Regions from separate parts of the Homo sapiens genome. Here region 1 is linked to region 2. Evidence: read pairs that join two places in POLR2A ChIA-PET (ENCODE). Cell type or tissue: GM12878. All regions are shown on one strand. Links, peaks and the distances in the headings refer to the core of each region. The heading gives the core; the rest is flanking DNA. Region 1 has its middle 59 kb from the start of LINC03027. Region 2 has its middle 9.0 kb from the start of PIP4K2A.

Region 1 (2,912 bases), core at 102-2,601, 230 kb after region 2:
AACAGAGCAGACCCTGTCTCAAAGAAAAAGAAAAAAAGGCAATGGTGTAGAAGGCACCACTTGTCTTTTCCATTGAAATGACCCACCTTCACCCCTCTCAACCCCCATGCCAAGTCCCAGGGGGCCTGTACCACTTCTACCAAAAGAAGCTGTTAACCACTAAGTAGAACTTTGCACAAATTATCCCCTCAAGGGCCCTCTGACCTGCATACATAGAGTAGTCTTGGATGGTCATATTCATAATTTTACAATATGCCCAGTGACAGTCATGGTTCCCAGGTACCTAGGAACTGCCAGATATCTAGTAAATTCTAAATCACTATGCCAATGTTCATTTTTCTTATCTGATGGATATCGAGTATGGTCAAATAAAACTAGACTTGCCACACAAAAGCTTTGCTCCATCGGTGGTGGGGCCAGGGTAGAGAGAAAGCCATCCAACCTGAGAAGCCTCATGGCAGCTGTGAGCATCCTGAGGAAACATTCTTGTAGAGTGATGAACAGGACAGCTGCTAAAGGTGTGACCCATTTCTGGGGGGTCTAGGGGCACAGATAGCTGACACTAGCTAGCCCAGATGTCTGAGACGGCTTCTGAGCTGGCTCAGGCTCCCTGCCCTTTCTCCCATTTAGTTATGGAAATCGTTTTCTAAAATATTGAGCTCATCATTAAAAATAAATAGGTGAATGGCTCTGCCCCCACCTGCCTCCCAGCCCCTGACCTGTAAGGCAGAATTCAGTGTCCTCCCTCAAACATTCTAGCGCCTCCCCCAGTTGGTCACAGGCCCCTCTAATAAATGTGCCGCAGTCCTCCAACAGGGACCCTCTGCTGTAACCATGCTCTCACCTCAACTAGTGATTAACATCACCTTTCAGTTCCATGAGCATGAACTCTGCCACCAGAAACATCTTTCCCCCATTTCTCCATCCATGCAGCTGCTGCCATTCCTTCAGCATCCTCTCCAATCACACCTCCTCCCTATAGCTTTTTCTGGTCATTTCCCCCTCATTCCCCCTTCCCTGGAGTCTTCCACAGATCCTCAGAACCTCACCAAAGCACTCACACAGTGAGTGTTTGATATCCACCTTTAAATGAGCAAATGGCTTTGGTGGATGCAGAGTGCCTAAAGCCAAAACTTCAGTCCTGCTAAGGCCTGCTCGGTATTGCTTGTTCCTAGTCTGTGGCTGGATGGATCATTAGCTGTTCTGCAAATGAAGGCCAGAGCATCCATGGAGAGAGATGCACACATCCATTATTTGAAGAATGGTGGAGTACGCATTTTAATGGGGAATGAGTCCCCTCAATTAGAAGACATTTTAAAGTTGGGAGATTCATTTTTTTTATTTTTTTTTTGAGATAGGGTCTCACTCTGTCACCCAGGTTGGAGTGCAGTGGTGCAATCTCAGCTCACCGCAGCCTTGACCTCCTGGGCTCAAGCAATCCTCCTACCTCAGCCTCCCAAGTAGCTGGGACCACAGGCGCGCACCACTACATTTGGCTAATTTTGTTTAGTTTTTGTAGAGATGTGGTACTGGGATTCAAATACGTGGAAACTTCCTGCCTCTCCCCACTCCTAATACTGAACTTGGAGTTGAGAGGAGAAGGCAGGCAAAGACAGCAACAGCCACACTATAAGGATGGGTGTGCACAGGTACTGTTGGTGCCCGCTCTAGGGTGCCAGTGCAGCTTGAGAAGGGCAGGGGCCTCACACAGGAAGGTTGGTGACTTGAAACTGAGCATTCACCCATGAGACTGGAGAGGAGGGGCCACCTGAAGAAAAGGGCAATACACTTACAGGTGGGCTTCAAGGCCTCGTGTAATTCACTAGAGTGGCTAAAATTAAAAGATGGATGATACCAGATGTTGATGAGGATATGAAACAACCCTCAAGCACTAGTGGAGGGACTGTACAATGCTGCAGTCACCATGGAAACTAGTTTGCAACAGTCTTCTAAAGTTAAACATATACTTCTATACAATACAGGAATGGCATTTACCTGAGAGGAATTAAAGCATGTGCTTACTGCTGGGTGCAGTGGCTCACACCTGTAATCCCAGCACTTTGGGAGGCTAAGGCAGGAGGATTGCTTCAGGCCAACAGTTTGAGACCAGCCTGGAAAACATAGTAAGACCTCATCTCTACAAAATATTTTAAAATTAGCTGGACATGGTGGCATGTGCCTGTAGTCTCAGCCACTTGGGAGGCTGAGGTAAGGGGATCGCTTGAGCCTGGAGGTTCAAGGCTGCAATGAGCTATAATCATGCCACTGCACTCCAGTTTGGACAACAGAATGAGGCCCTGCCTCTTTTTGTAAAAAAAGGTGCTCACAGAGACATGTACATGAATGTTCCTGGCAGCTTTATTCAGAATATAAAAAACTGGAAAATAACACAAATGTCCACCAACTGGTGAAAGGATAGACTAATTGTGATTATGTCCCCACAATGGAATACTCATCAGCCAAAAAAATAAACAAAAAAAGAACAAACTTCTGATACACACATCATGAATAAATATCAAAAGCTTTATAGATGAAAACAAGCCAGACTACACAGACTACTACATACTCTATGATTCATTTATGTGAAATTCTAAAACAAAAAAATTTTTTAAATGACAAAAGTACAGTGACACAAAGCAGACCAATACTTTCCAGGGGCTGGAGACAAGGGGAAGGGATGGAAATGAAAGGGTGTGAGCAAATTCTTCTAGATCCTGATCATGGTGGCAGAGGTTCCATGGATAAATCCACTTGTCGACAATGATTGAACTATACTTGGGACATCAGTGCATTTTATTGTGCGTAAATTGTACCTCAATAAAGTTGATTATGAAAAGGAAAAAAAAAAGGCTAGTGTATCTGCTAAGGGGATGGACTTTATCCAGAAGGCGCAGGGAGTCAACACAGTCAAC
Region 2 (2,912 bases), core at 112-2,611:
AGGGATTGGAGGGAAAGTGAAAAGATCTAAGAAATGGAAAGCAGGAGTGGAGGAGAGGGAGGAGGGACTTTCCCTTTTTAGTCTATGATGCCATTCTGTGCTGTTTGGGTTTGTTTTTTGTTTTTTTTTTTAGACAGGGTCTTGCTCTGTCATCCAGGCTGGAGTGGTAGTGGCGTGATCATAGCTAACAGCTCACTGCAGCCTCCAACTCCTGGCTCGAGTGATTCTCCCACCTCAGCCTCCTTAGTAGCTGGAACTATAAGTGCACGCCAGCACACCCAGCTAATTTTTAAATTTTTTTGTAGAGACAGGGCCTCATTATGTTGCCCAGGCTGGTCTCCAACTCTTGGCCATAAGTGATCTTCCAACCTCTACCTTTCAAAGTGTTGAGATTACAGATGTGAGCCACCACACCACATGCTAATCGTGTGCTTCTTCCTCCCTCTAAGCATTTACAGCCCTATCTCTATTGTCTTGCTATAGAAGGTACCATATTGCATTGGAAATGGCTGGCTTGCAGCTTTATCCTCCCTACTTAATTATGCACCCCTCAAGGGCAAGGGACGTGTCTTACTCACCTTTATGCTCAGAATCTTCTAGGACCTCAACACATATGTGACGAATGAATGAGCAAAAATGGTAATAAACGTACCTCTGATTTCAAGTTAGTCCCTGAGTTCTAGTTTATCAAGTTTTTAAATACCAGTAATATGACCTACTTAAAATTTGAATTTGAAAACTAAAATGGAAAAAGCCTGAGTTAGTAAAGGAAAAACAGGACTCTTCATTGAAAGTTAGTTGTGACATCAACTCTCTAAGGAGGAGCCATCCCATAGTTAAGGTGAAAGCACAAACCAGGGGCATGAATATTGTGAATAATCAAGACTCCCCATCTTTAAAATTCAGACCTAGAATTTTATGTAACAACGATTTCATCTGTAACTTCCTTTTAGTGCAACACTCAAATGTTAGCTAGTGCTAAAAGTATGGAAGGGTGTTTTTTTGAAAAGCTGTTTTTCAGAGTCTAAAAAACCCTCAAGCCCAGTTCCATCGCTTCTGAGATTTTATGAGACTTTCGAAACTGACTAGGGCCATGTCTGAGGGTGACAAGATGAGCACCAGATTACTAATTGAAAATACCCAGAACTTTCTATCAGGCACTCAAATCCAAAACTAAGAGAACTCAGGAGGCTGAGGCAGGAGAATCGCTTGAACCCAGGAGGCAGAGGGTGCAGTAAGCTGAGATTGCGCCTTTGCACTCCAACCAGGGCGACAGAGCGAGACTCTGTCTCAAAAAAAAAAAAAAGAAAAAGAAAAAAGAAAAAAAAAAGAAAACTCATGGGTTAGAATTTCATGATGTTTGCACACGTGACAGGAGAGGGTTCCGTGGGTTTGCAGACTTCTGTGTAACTGAGGTAAAACTGGATAGGCTCCCCAAGTTTGGGAGCACAGGTATGGGTGACAGATGGATCTAGGAATGCCTTTGCAGTGGGGGCCTCCTGAGTGATTGTTCTGGGGCTGCTTCTGAAGGCTACAACCGCAAATTTCAGGAACTGAGAGTGGTGAGGAGGAAGTGGAAACAGCCTGGGTAGCACCAGGAATCTCTCTGGGACCTCTTGTTCCTCTCACCTACCTCAATTCTTCCTCCTGGGTTAATGAACAGGAACCACACAGGGTTCACCAACTCATACCCTCAGCGCTACCGGGAAAGCAAGGCAGTCCCTGGCTAACTCTCAAAGCTGTTGTTCTGTGTCTTCCATTTGGTTCTCGAGGGCAGTGGAGACCCTGGGAACTGCCCCATCCCTGACCACTGGACACAGCAGCATGAAGAAGACTGTGATCCTTTTCTTACGCTGATCTCAAGTCATATTTTTTTAGATGCTTTTCAAATATGCACATCAATTATTTCTCTAGGTTATCTTCAGTGTAGCATCAGTACAGTGTATACTATATTTTAGAATTTAAAAACTCCATGAAAGCAGACCTTAGGTGAGATTTCCCTCTAGGTACCTTCCCATTAAGAGCAGTAGGCATGTAAATTAAGAGTGCCCCTTGATTGCAGGAATGCGGAAAGCACAAATAAGGCCAGGTACGGTGGCTCACGCCTGGAGCCCCAACGCTTTGGTAGGCTGAAACAAGAGGATTGCTTGAGCCCAAGAGTTCAAGGCTGCAGTGAGCTAAAAAAAAAAAAGGCACAAATGAAGGTGTGGCTGAGATCTTCCACTATGCACTGCTCTAGGCAGGGAAGCTAGTTTGAATTTTCTCCTTGCTTCCTGCTTCTGGACTTTTCCCTTGCCCAGGGCAAAAGGCTCAAGCTAAAATCTTCTGATTCCTTTGCTTCTTGGCCTTTTGGCTAAGATCAAGTGTAAAATCTTCTAATTCCTCTGGTCTTGGCATTCAGTGTTGGCTTCAGGTCTGAAGGTCACACCAATTTGTCTGGACCTTGTTGATCTACAAAGAATAGAATCTTTCCTCCCGGCAGCCATTTAAAAAACTCTCCTAAGGGCTGGGCATCCTTATTTTTGGAGGCTCCAACCCTTCAGCGTATCAAACATATGAAAATGCATTCACAGTCCACATTTAATTCAACGTTTTTGCTGTAAAATAAATTAGAAAAGATTTTTATAATTTTGCTCTAAAAATGTTTAGCTATGCCTTTTTTTTTTTTTTTTTTTTGGAGATTCAGAATCTCAATCCACCCAGACTAGAGTGCCACTGATCACAGTTCACTGCAGCCTCAATCTCCCAGGCTCAAGTGATCTTCCCACCTCAGTCCCTCGAGTAGCTGGGACCACAGGCACACACCACTATGACTGGATAATGTTTTATTTTTTATAGAGGCAGGGTCTCCCTATGTTGCCCAGGCTGGTCTCTAACTCCTAGGCTCAAGCAATCCTACCACCTCAACCTCT

Evidence for each region. ChIA-PET counts read pairs that join two places held together with the same protein. Peaks named below come from ENCODE experiments on the same cell type or tissue, not always from the same donor. Only the 100,000 strongest peaks of a DNase experiment are listed, where the experiment ranks them.
Region 1: POLR2A ChIA-PET joins it to region 2 with 5 read pairs; 3 of 35 experiments call an interaction of 5 or more read pairs at or near these places.

Annotation. Positions count from the first base shown.
Region 1 is chr10:22,495,542-22,498,453 of GRCh38, reverse strand. No RefSeq gene overlaps it. Among named protein-coding and RNA genes, the nearest start is that of LINC03027, 59 kb to the right of the region's middle. In GM12878, for the core only: no CTCF peak of the experiment used is centred there; no DNase peak of the experiment used is centred there.
Region 2 is chr10:22,722,148-22,725,059 of GRCh38, reverse strand. No RefSeq gene overlaps it. Among named protein-coding and RNA genes, the nearest start is that of PIP4K2A, 9.0 kb to the right of the region's middle. RefSeq lists an enhancer at 1,680-1,789. In GM12878, for the core only: no CTCF peak of the experiment used is centred there; DNase peaks (open chromatin) are centred at 1,082 and 1,569; H3K4me3 peaks cover 731 bases; H3K27ac peaks cover 1,785 bases.